Regions from separate parts of the Mus musculus genome. Here region 2 is linked to region 1. Evidence: chromatin contacts called from ENCODE Hi-C or POLR2A ChIA-PET data. All regions are on one chromosome and are shown on one strand. Each heading gives the region's core, a stretch centred on a gene start or an enhancer-like site at or near the end of the contact. The rest is flanking DNA. Distances are from core to core; before and after follow the strand shown.

What was found. A loop is a pair of places that touch in the nucleus more often than their neighbours do. ChIA-PET counts read pairs that join two places held with the same protein, here RNA polymerase II (POLR2A).
Region 2: a loop to region 1 is called in a map of mouse embryonic stem cell, with 3 times the contacts of the local background. The contact joins the enhancer-like site here to the promoter of Wnt11 in region 1. A Hi-C loop is called at or near these places in 1 of 37 maps with a recorded cell type or tissue (mouse embryonic stem cell). POLR2A ChIA-PET finds 5 or more read pairs at or near these places in 1 of 5 experiments (embryonic stem cell).

What each region holds. Positions count from the first base shown.
Region 1 is chr7:98,835,549-98,841,321 of GRCm38, forward strand. Wnt11 (wingless-type MMTV integration site family, member 11) reads left to right here and starts at 3,297. Exons shown (of 5, transcript NM_009519.2): 1 at 3,297-3,642. The coding sequence starts at 3,560. It overlaps Gm33770 (a long non-coding RNA gene), which reads right to left and starts at 547. Exons shown (of 3, transcript XR_378356.3): 1 at 367-547.
Region 2 is chr7:99,406,980-99,412,752 of GRCm38, forward strand. Gdpd5 (glycerophosphodiester phosphodiesterase domain containing 5) reads left to right here. Exons shown (of 18, transcript NM_201352.3): 3 at 3,430-3,512. Among named protein-coding and RNA genes, the nearest start is that of Gdpd5, 28 kb to the left of the region's middle. Within about 2 kb of position 3,557, at least 1 of the 3 ENCODE cell types and tissues checked has a DNase peak (open chromatin) inside an H3K27ac peak, as active enhancers do.

The DNA.
Region 1 (5,773 bases), core at 2,047-4,546:
CGACCCTGGGACTAGGGGCCTGGTGTGTGTGTGTGTGTGTGTGTGTGTGTGTGTGTGTGTGTGTGTGAAGGATGGGGTGGGTTGTATGGTTCCTTCAGTTCTCCCCCTTCAGGTTCTTCCGTCCTGTCTCCCATCCCAGGACTCGGTCCCCTCCCTCGCAGTCTGCGGGTTGATGAGGTCACGCCCGAGCCATCCCGGGGGTGGGGGGATTTGGATCCCGCGACAGAGGGTGTGTGTGAGGAGGCAAGAGAGGGGGACAAAAGCCGAGAAGTCCCTAGCTCCTGCCAGAGCAGGGGGGGGATAGCTCCGAGAGGTGAGAAGGGCTCCTAGAGGCAGCTGGGAAGGGGGGCGAGTTTGTTTACCGACCTCAGCTCCAGGTTGGGGGCTGGGGATAGGGAGGAGAGTCCTGCCCCCGCCCTGTGACACATCTGGAGCGCTCCGAACATCTGGCTTACATCCACCAGCCCGGTACCTTCCACCCGTGGCACTGAATTGCCTCCGTGTCCCTTACAGTCTTTGGGAACACAGGATTCCGCTCCAGCGGGTGGCAGGAGTTCCGCACTCTCCCTATCCACTTTTCAAACACTGCGTCTCCGCGGTGACCTGGAACAACATAGAAGATCCTGACAGCCTCTCCGCTGAGCTTAAAGTCAGGTCTCACGCAACCTCGCAGGTAACCTTGAAGCTGTCGCTCGGCGTCCCTGTCGCACCCTTTTTGTTTTGAGTGCTGCGCGGCCAGCCTCTTGGAGCAGCCCATTTGGTCATTATAGTCGGTCAATTGCGGACATTGTCCCGGCGCACAGCACCAAAGCTGGAGCCAGCATAGCACACCGGGGGTGGGAGAGGCTCGGCCAATCCTCGCCGGTTAGCCTGAGCGGGAAGGTTATCTAAAGTAAAGTTTCTAAAGCTCTCCAAGGCTCCAAGCCTTAAGATCACCTGTTGGCGGCCCGTGGCTGGGCCACAGTGTCCGTAGTGTCCGACGTTTGCACAGCTCTGGGAGGCTCATTCTTCAGACTGCTGCAAGCTGGGTAGCTTAGACTAAGTGTCCAAGGAGAGGAAGAAAGATTTGCTCTCTCTTTCTCTATAAGCACTGCTTTTTTTTTTTCCCGCGGGCCCACTATGAGACTGTTCCCATTGCAGGCTGGGCGCCCAGTCTGAAGCAAGAGGTTGCGTAGTTAGTTCAGGGATAACGAAAACAAGTCTTAAGGGATAACCAAGGCCAAGAGGGAAGTCACTCTGCGCTTCATCCAAGACGCGAACAGTAGAGCCCGAAGTCCCACTGTGTGAGGCCGGGGCAGATATTTCTTTGAACCCAGGCTTAGCTCCCCCTGGCGGACCGGGGACTTCGAGCGACGAATGCGCTCTGACCCTCTGGGCGCAAGGTGAGGGTGACACAGCGGCTCCCAAGGCTGTCCTGGACCTTCTTAGGTAGGACGAGAATAATATCAGTACCCAGAGACCAAGGTGCCTTTTAAGCAACGCGCCGGGGTGACGGAAGGAGAAGTCTAGGGCCTCTGGAGCTGCTGGGAAGAGCAGGGAATAGCTGGAGGCCTGGGTCCCCGACCGACTGCTGTGCGGTTTGGGCCACCCTTCCTCTCACTGGGAGTCGTATATTGATACCCCGGTGTAAGTCCTTGAGATTCCTTCTGCGACTTAGCGATCCCTTCCCACTTAGAAACTCTGGGTGCCTTCGGGGATCCCACACTTTAAGTGGGAACAAAGAGACAATGACTGGTGTTTTGAGGCCCCCCCCCTCCTCTGCGATCTGATCCTGCAGACATTTTTCTGATTTGGGGGAAGTGTGCAAACTTCCAACAGGGAGGGAAAGATCTGGATACGGAAGAGGTAAGAGGAAGATTCGGACTGCACCAAAAATCCCGTTGAGACCCCAGCTTGGAGTCGTGTTTGTGCCAAGCATTTCAGACTTGGGGGACTCTGTGAAGGGGGGGGGGTAATTCAAGGTTTTCTGCTTGAATTCCTCTGGATTCTGCCAGAAGGCCCCAGAAAACTATGACGTTTCAAACGTGTGTGTGTGTGTGTGTGTGTGTGTGTGTGTGTGTTCAAGCCTGTACATTTGAAACACACAGGCGTGCATAGGCTACACAGGTATGTATAATAATAGCGGATACAGAGAGAAGATCAGACGAAGATCAGAAAGCTGGAGTCCAGGTCTTTGCTTTTTAATAAAAGGGAAAACTTAGGCTGGGGTGGTTGAGGAATTGCCCAAACTCACAGAGCCAGATGAGAACCGCTCTTCCCTGTTCCAGAGACCCCCCCCCCCCCAAGTCTGGCACCTCCTTCCTCAGACTCTGTAGACCCTTTTGGAAGGAATCCCTTTGTCCTTGCTGCTCCAGAGAGGAGAGGGGCTGTGTATGACTCGGGGCGAATGCCAGGTGTTGGTAAATTTGGGAGAAGCCTGGAAGGGAGTTAATGAGGTGAGAATGATGAGAAGGGAGTCAAGCCTCAGAAAGCAGCTCCGCAGGCTGCAAGCGGGCGGGGTGGCGGCTCCTCCGCGGCCCTAGCTCGCCGCCTGGCGGTCCCAGAATCAACCTCTTGCAGGCCTGGAGCTTCCCTGCTCTGCTAGGGAGCTTTGGCGCTGCCTCGTCCGGACCGAGGCACTGAAGTGGCAAGTCTGAAGTAGCTCTTCAGGCGCTGGAGATGCCTCAGTGTGTAAAGAGCACCCACCTCCACCCCATTTTTGCAGTTTCCCCTTCCCTTACTGGAAAGTAGGTGCCCAGAAATAGCACCGTCTTCTGTGTTCTCCCTGCCCTTAGCTTACCCGGCACAGGTAGACAAAATAGCTCAACAGCCCAGCACCAGACGGGTGCTCACTAACTGAACAGCCTAACAACTAACTGAACAGATGTTTCCACATCTCTGGGCCTCGGTTTCCTCATCTGAGATGGATGGAGTGACAATACCCATCACAGGTCTGAGAGGAGTAAAGATGGCTGGCTACACTGGGAGACTGTTCTCTGTAAAAGGAGAATTCTGCTCAGATCACCCCATTCGCAGATGAATAAACTGTAGACTCATTAAAGCTGCAATAACTAATAATCGATATCGTGGATTAGTATAGGAGCCTAAATCATATTCCGGATCAGTTCCTCTCCTTGCGGTCGCTACGTCAGTTGGTTTTCGCGCTGCTGCTGGTGGTGGGGTCTCCTCCTTGCGGTCCTCTCCAGACTCTCTGCTGGGTCTCCCGAGAACCTCCTATCTGCTTCACCCTGTCCTTCCTGGGCCGCTCAACCCTGATCTGCCCTGGGCGACACGCCCTCGGCCGCGCTAGGGTCTCACCTAATCCGAGCCTGACGCCGGCGGGTCTCGGGCGGTTCGGGGAGAGAGCGGACTCCTTCCTCGCTCAGCCTCCCCGGCCCGACCCCTCCTTTGTAATTTGAATAAAACGCCTCCCAGCCCGCGCGCCGCCTTAACCCGCCGCCCTGTTCTCCGTGATTGCAGGCGGCGTGCGCGCAGGAACAGCAGCGGTGGCCTGCAGGCGGCGGAGTTCGGTGCGGCTCCTGCAGGGTGCGACCCCCGGGAGCGCCGGGCGCGCGCGACGATGAGGGCGCGGCCGCAGGTCTGCGAGGCTCTGCTCTTTGCCTTGGCGCTCCACACCGGCGTGTGCTATGGCATCAAGTGGCTGTAAGTAGGACTCCGTTTTCACTCCAATGGGCCATTGGGCGAGAAGCTGGAGAGGTTGGGTGAGCCCACCAAAATCTGCGAGGCTAAGTTGGCTTGGGCGTCGTGGGCGAGCCGTTCTTAGCTCGGCGACTTCTTCTGTGATATGCTGTTCTTACCCTCCGCGGGCTTGCGAAGTGGGTGAGCGGATTTTCTCATCCAGGCCAGGGTTGCTCAAAGGCCAGTGAGGGACTAGGGAAACATCCTCTCCAAGTGGCACAACTCAGAGAGAGTCTGCTCAGTTCAGGACACAGGGTCCAGTTCGGGATCATGGCCTGTCAGCCTCCAGGAGGTCTGCTAAGAGAGTTTTGACCCCTTCCACCTGGGGACCTTGGGGGAAGTGTCACCTTCTGGGGCCTCCGAGTACTCGGTCTGTCAGAAGGATAGTTAGTACCGGCTCCTTGGGATCTGATTGGAGACTCCCTAAAGAGCTGCTGAAGGTCCGAAGCTAAGGGATGTCCTGGAAGGATAAATGGTCGCTGGGGGCAATTTTCCTGGTTTCCTCGTGCAGTGCTAGTTCCTCCTGTGGTGGCTGCCGTAGGCAGTGTGAAAGGAGTGGGATATGGGGAAAGGCAGCCCCTTCCTGAAGGATCTGTCCCTGGGCTGGGAGAGATAAGCCCGGGCTGTAAATAACTTTCCAGGGGTTGTAAGAGTGGAGGCTCCGGGGCTCGGAGGAGGGCAGCCTGGTTGGGTCACCCATGAGGGTTACAGAGATTTTCTAGAGGCTGCCACTTTTGGCTGCACAAGTGAGGAGTTTGGCAGGTAGGAGATATGGAGGACACTCTCAGAGTACAGTGCCCGGAGTGGGAGAGTCAAGAACAGGAATGTGTCTGCCTTGCTCAGGTCATGGTTAGGGAGCCTGCAGATCAAACAAGGGATTGATAGATTATGGGCACTGAAGAGGGTCGGTCCAGGAATTCGCTTTGAAGAAGGAATTACTGCAACACACTGAACCTCTGGAAAACTGGAGGTTCCTGGTCCAGCCTTTTCTGGTGCTGAGTTCTTGATTAAATAATTCGGGAGGGAAATCCCATCTTCTTGTACTTCTGGTTTACAAGAAAGGGGGTCTGTCCTGGGCCAGGCTCCTTCGAACCTCCTCCTGCTGCTGTCAGGCACTCTTGCTTATTGGGCTGGGCACAAGTCAGTGAGAGAAGCCCCTTCAGCCATTGCTTTACAGACCAGGGGATGAGGTGAAGAGAAGGAAGGGGTTGCTGAGAGCTACAGGGGCCTTCATGGCCTAGCACCAAGCTTGGGTGACTTGTTTTGTTTATAGAGTCCTGGGGACACAACTCTCATCTCTCTTTATCTGCCCTACAAAGGGCGTCCTGAGGTTCTAAGGATTCATGTGACACACACAGTCCCAAGCTGGCGTGTGCTGGGGATGGGGTGGGGTACGAGGCCGGCTGAGAGCAACACCCAGTTTTGCTCTACTACGTCTAAGCCTTGACACACATGGGCACAGCTCAGAGTCTGCACTCAAGACATCCCCCAGGGAGGACTTGACGGGCAGAGATGGAATGTGAAGCAGGTGTCCCAGGCTGGAGGAAGAACAAGGACAGAAGTATGGGGGCAGGAGCATCCCCTGTCCCCTGCAGGGAGCAGGGACCACAGGGTGTCCTATTACACAGCTCTGAGAGCTGCAGGCCTCTATCTGATTTGTTAACACTCCATGAGATAGGTGACAGACTGACTTTTCGTTGCTTCACAATAAGGAAGTTAAGGTATAGAGATGGTAAGTAGCGGCCACAAGGTCACATGCTGGCCCTGTGGCTGTGAGATCAGAGGAACCCAAGCAGAGGGCTTACGAGGCTAACCCTTGATAATGGTTGAACTATTACTGCAGCTGGAAAATAGAGGGCCTGGGAGAAGCAAAGCTTAAGAATAGTATAGCCAAGCTTGGTGGCAGAGGCTGGTAATCTCAGCTACTGAAGGGGCTGAGGCAGGAGGATTGCAAGTTCAGTGCCTAGCCAAGGTACAGGTTCATTCAAAGCCAGCCAGAGCCACGTGGTGAGACTCTGCCTTAACATTTAAAAATAATGATAAGGGTTGGGAGTACAGCCCAGCATGTGCGAGGCCCTGGGTTCAGCCCCCTGCC
Region 2 (5,773 bases), core at 2,307-4,806, 570 kb after region 1:
AATTAGTACAAGATTATAAAATTAGATTCCTAGCCTGGCTAGCTCTTGCAATCTCAACTCCTTGAGAGGCTGAAGACCAAGGTCACATGGCCAGCCAATGAACGCCTGGGTAACGAGCAACCCTGACTCAAAATTTAAACACACACAAAAAGGTACGGGATGAGGATATATCTCAGTGGGAGACTGCTTGTCTAGGTTTAATATCTAACACCCCTAAAACTAACTAAGTAGACAAGAGTGGTGGGACCCACAAGGTGGGAGGTAAGGACTAACTCCCACAAGCTGTCCTCTGACTACTGCATTTACACTGTTGCACACACACAAAATCAATATATAAAATAAATATATATTTTTTTATAGAGTGAGGATCTCATTTCCTGTTATATGAGCACAGTGAAAATTGTCAAATATTGTAAGATGTCCCTTGGGTACCATGCACTTTTTACCACATGAGTAGAAGAAAACACACACAGACACACACTCGCATACACACAAACACATGCACACATGAGCACACATGATCGCACACACACAGAGACACATGCACAGGTGAGCACACATTCACATGCATACACACCAGCAGTAGCAGCATGTATGACAGACAGGCATCTGGGCAGACACACCTTTGGTTCTTCAGGTTTGCCAGGGGCCTGAGTGGTGTTGGTGAAGGAGGAGAAGCTTGGGTGAAGTCTTAGCAAGTGTTGCTGGGTCCCACCTGTTCCCCTTCAGTCATTAGCCTCCCCCACTGCTTTAGTCCTGGAGGGGCCTTGGACTGAAGAGCCACTTCCTGTTTGGGGCCCAGCACTTCCTTCAAGTGACTCACTGGCTCTCACTGTCCCTGTGCTGGGAAGTGAAGGTAGGGCTGGAGTCAGGCCTGGGCATGTCACCCGTAGCCTGGCCCCCACACCCAGAGACTAAGCCAATGGCTCAGTCAGAGGTGGGAGATGGACTATCTTGGTTTATTTCAGGTGCAAGACTGTTCTATCTTGGTCTGCCTGGTGGGCACGGGCTTCAGTGAGACCAGAGTAGACATGGGGGCAGCCTCCCAATCCAGCCATCCCTCATCTGTTTTCACTGGGAGCCACGAGCCCAGGTGGAGGTTATGAGACAGCTGTGTCACCTCGGTGTGGGTCCATCACATTTCCTCTTCCATGCTTGCATCTCTGGTGACCATATGGCTTCCCTGCCCCCTCTCTGTGCCTCCATACCCAAGTGTGTCCAATGTCTCCTGCTGACAGTGATGTTTTATACAACTCAGTATTGAAGGGTTTATCCCAAGAGATCATGGATTATGGGACTCAGTTGGTAGAGTGCTTTCCTAGCACACACAAAGTCCCGGGTTCGAATCCTGGGCACCGCATCACTGTGCGTGGTGGCACACACCGGCCATCTGAGCACTTGACAGGTGGAGGCAGGAGGACAGAAGTCCAAGATCATCTGGAGCTCCACAGGGAGCCTGGGGTCAGCTGGGCTGTGTGAGACCCAGTCTCTAAACAGGCAAACAACATACTCTGGAGTAAGAGCAAGTTTAAGGACTGGGTCCGTGGCTCAGGGGAAAGTGCTTGCTGTGCAAGTGTGAGGCCTGGAGTTCAAATCCCCAGGACCTGTGTGAACCTGGCGGGCGAGCATGGAGGTCTGCCTGTAATTCTAGGGCTCAGGAGGCAGAGATGAAGAACCTCTGGAGCAAGCTCGCTAGCCAAACTGTCCATATCAGCAAGTTTGGATTCAAATAAGAGACTGTGCCTCATGTTAACTTTAGGTGTGTACATGTACATGCACAAATGTGTGCCTACACACATGAACATCCATACACACATATGTTACACACACACACACACACACACACATACACACACACACACACACATATTCATGAGAAAAAATTTAAAACTCCACACAGCAAAACTACACAGTGGGAAAAAAAAAACATTAAAGGAGAAATGGAAAAGACATCTGGGTGAGTCTCTGCTATAATCCTAACCCTTAAGGCCAAGGCAGAGGGACTGCTTCAAGTTTGAGAGCATTCTGGGCCTGACTCTGTCTCAGTAGATGAAAAGAGGAGGTGGGCAGGGATTGGGGGTTAATTTGAACTTTGCCACCTTGCTGGGTGTGCCCACTTCCTAGGGCCTCTGCTTTATTTTTTAGGAAACTGTTGCATTTTAATGTGTGTGTGCATATGTGTGGTGTGTGTGTGTGTGTGTGTGTGTGTGTGTGTGTGTGTGTGATGTTGTGGGGGGGCATTCTCAAGTCTGAGCCACCCTGCTCTGTTTACATCCCTCTGCCACAAGCCTGAGGATCCATCCCTGATGTAGATAAAGGAAAGAAGTGTTTTTCTTTATTTGTTCCATTTTTTTCTAGAGGTGGGGGCTTGAACCCAGGGCCTTGGTGAGTGCTGTAACACAAGCCTTCTTTTAACTTATAAAATATTTGAGATATCCCATAAGTTGTCCCAACTGTCCTTCAGTCATTCTGTAAGCCCAAGGCCTTGAACTTTTTGATCCTTCTGCCTTGGTCTCCTGATTATCTAGGTTTACAGACTTGCATTAACAAGCCTGTGTCAATAAGCGTGCTTTGTAAACTATAAAGTACGTCACATCCCTAGGATTGAAGGGGCAGGCATGGGGTGGCGGGGGCGGGTGTTTGCGTCTGTGTCTACATGCTGTCTCTGGACCCAACCCCTCCTGCCCACTCTGAAGCTGGTATGTACTTCATGCTGGCTCCAAGATCTGAGTGGGTTGGGGAGAGCTGTCAAACTGACAAGGGCCCAGACCTCAGCCATTGCTGCTCTTTGTGACACAGAAAGGCCCTGGCCCTGCCAGGCTTGGCTTCCCTGAATAGGCAAGGTGGCAATGTCCTCTAAAGCTTGAAATGCTGGCCTGAGGCCCCTTCCTCTACCTTCCACTTGTATAGCCGGTCTCTCCTCATAGCGCCTAGGTGTGGGGTGTTGGGGGACTGTCCTGCTGGCTGTGGGAGCTTCAGGGAGACAATGCATGAGTCAGACCCAGGCACATAATTGTGGTGCCCCAGATCCCACCAGCCCTCCCCTGGCAGCTTCCTTGGAAGAACAGCTGGTCTCACAGCTCCCGAGGAAGCATGAAGATTTATGTCCCAGCACAGCAGCACCTGCAGCCTCTTCTCTTGGGGCCTTGCAAGGGGCATGGGTGTTCAAGGAACAGGTTCTCTGGCCTTGGCCTGCAGGAATGGAAATGGGACTATGTGTCCTGATCTCAGGGCCCAGGATATGATCAGCTACCAACTTTATGGCTTCCCTAATTCGCCTGGGACTAGGGGTTACCTACCCATCAGCAGGCCCACCTCCAGCAGGGGGTGGGCAGCATTACTGGGGGGACAGTACCAGGGCATGGCTCATTAAAGCTAGGTGTGGAAGACGCTGGGTGGGAGTTAAAGTTTGTTGCCTTGTCTCCTCAGCTCTTCGAGTGAAGTGACATCACCGTCTCCGTGGACAGGACACCCCTGGAGTGCAGCCCATAGCCGCCTGGACCTTCTTCCAGGTAAAGAAAGAAGAATGGGAGGAAGTGGGGTGAGGGAAAGGAAGTCGAAACAGGCTACAGAGAACAGGCCCCCTGTCTGCTTCTGAAACAATGTCTGCTTCTCCCTTGGGGAAGAACTCTACAACTTAGGAAGAGAACGAGGAGAAACAGGAAGGTTGTCCCATTTATATAGAGATAAGGAAAGTGCAGCGCCAAGAACAGGGGCTCCTTGCTAGGTACGGGGTCTACATTCTAGGTCTTGTCTGATGTCGTAGCTCACCTGTAACAGCCCGTGAAGTTGATGTCTTATCCCCATGTTATAAATCAGGAAACTGAAGCATTTGGTCACTTGCCCAGTTAACTAAGTAGGAAATCTGGGGTTTGAACCTAAGCAGTGTAGTCTTGTCTGCAGCCTCAATAGCTCATATTAGCTGGTCCTTTGAACTCCACTTTGGGGCTTTTAATGAGCTCACAGCCTCAGAGAGGAGAGCCTAGAGAAAGCCGTGCTTCAGTCAAGGGAAGGAATGGCAAATGGTGGACCTGGAGGCCTGCGCTATGGAACTGCCCTGAGCCCCAAGGTGGGCCTGCTGACTCCTGAGAAATTCTTCCTCAACAGCCAATCAAGGCTTTCTCTAATCACCAGAAAGGATGGTTGGACCTTTGAACAAGGTGAAGACAGGTTTAGGCCTCGTGTTCTGAGACATGCCTAGGCAGAGAGAGACTGCTTCTCTTTGCAGAATGCAGTGGGGAAGAGAGAGGCAGTAATAATGGGAGGAGGATGGGGGAGGGGCAGGGAGGAGATGATGGGGGAGGGGAAGACAGGGGAGGAGATCCTGCACACTGCCTGAGGTCACCCTCACCGGACCCGGGATAAAAGCATGCGAACCTGCATCAGGAGCTTAAGAAAACAATTTCAGGAGAAAAGTGCCTAATTTGAGGAGTTCTTTTCTTGTTGTTGTTGTTGTTTTAAGCAGTGTAGTTCTTTTCCTATAAGTCAGGAAACAACTAATGATTATTACTCAAAGGCAGAGTTCAGCTTAGACTCAGGAATAGCTCTGTAGCTGTGGGGTTGATTGATTTAGAGACAGAACCTTGTTGTGTAGTCTGGCCTTGAACTCTGTCCTGCCTTAGCTGAGGTTAGGCATGTGTGCACCTGCTAGTCGTGTGATTTTAACAACTGATTGGTTTCTCTTTCCTTGTTTTGCACATTTAACCAGTTTTTCCCACTGGAAAACACATAGCCGTCTGCTTAATGTCTAACCCAGTGTGTGATACCCAGGTCCCCTGTTACAGTGACTCCTTGGCAGGGAGAGGTCTGTGGTGTCTTGTGTCCCTATCACGGGGTTCAGGGTGGCAGATACTTGGGGCTTCAGATAAGTAGCCACAAGAGGCTGGAGTCAGGACAGAAGTAGCTGATGATCAAGTACTGAGATCGGTAATGCCTCTCAGGGCTTGGCCAGTCCATGTGAGCCCAGAGGCAGAGGCAGAGGCAGAGGCAGAGGCAGAGGCAGAGGCAGAGGCAGAGGCAGAGGCAGAGGCAGAGGCAGAGGCAGAGGCAGAGGCAGAGGCAGAGGCAGAGGCAGAGGCAGAGGCAGAGGCAGAGGCAGAGGCAGAGGCAGAGGCAGAGGCAGAGGCAGAGGCAGAGGCAGAGGCAGAGGCAGAGGCAGAGGCAGAGGCAGAGGCAGAGGCAGAGGCAGAGGCAGAGGCAGAGGCAGAGGCAGAGGCAGAGGCAGAGGCAGAGGCAGAGGCAGAGGCAGAGGCAGAGGCAGAAGCAGAGGCTATGGGACAGGGCGTCTCAGCCCAGGGCTTGCACCAGGCCTCTGTGTTAGTGTGAATGGGAGCTAGGGACAGGGGCAATAAAGTGGTCAGTGACTTGCCTCCTGCCTGGTGAGGAAGGAGGAGGGAATGGAGACTTCCAGGTTGGTAAACAAGAGGGAAAGTAACCCCCTTTCTCCTCAGAGTCCCAGAGGGAGGCATGAGAGAAAGCCAGCTGAGCCCTGTGACTGAAACTCTAGGCTGTTGAGCAAAGCCCTGAACACTGAGAGTAGATGAGAGGGTGGTGAGTCAGACCATTCTAACACTCACTCACTCACTCACACACACACACACACACACACACACACACACACGATAGTCCTCAAGACTCAACCAAAGGTCTTCAGGATGCTTACAGGTTCTGATTGTTCAGGGAGAACCTGACAGTGCTCCTGAGAGCAGAGAGCCAAGACAGGGGCAGGAACTCCTCCCAGGACAACCTTCCAGCAGTCTTGATGGCCTGGAGA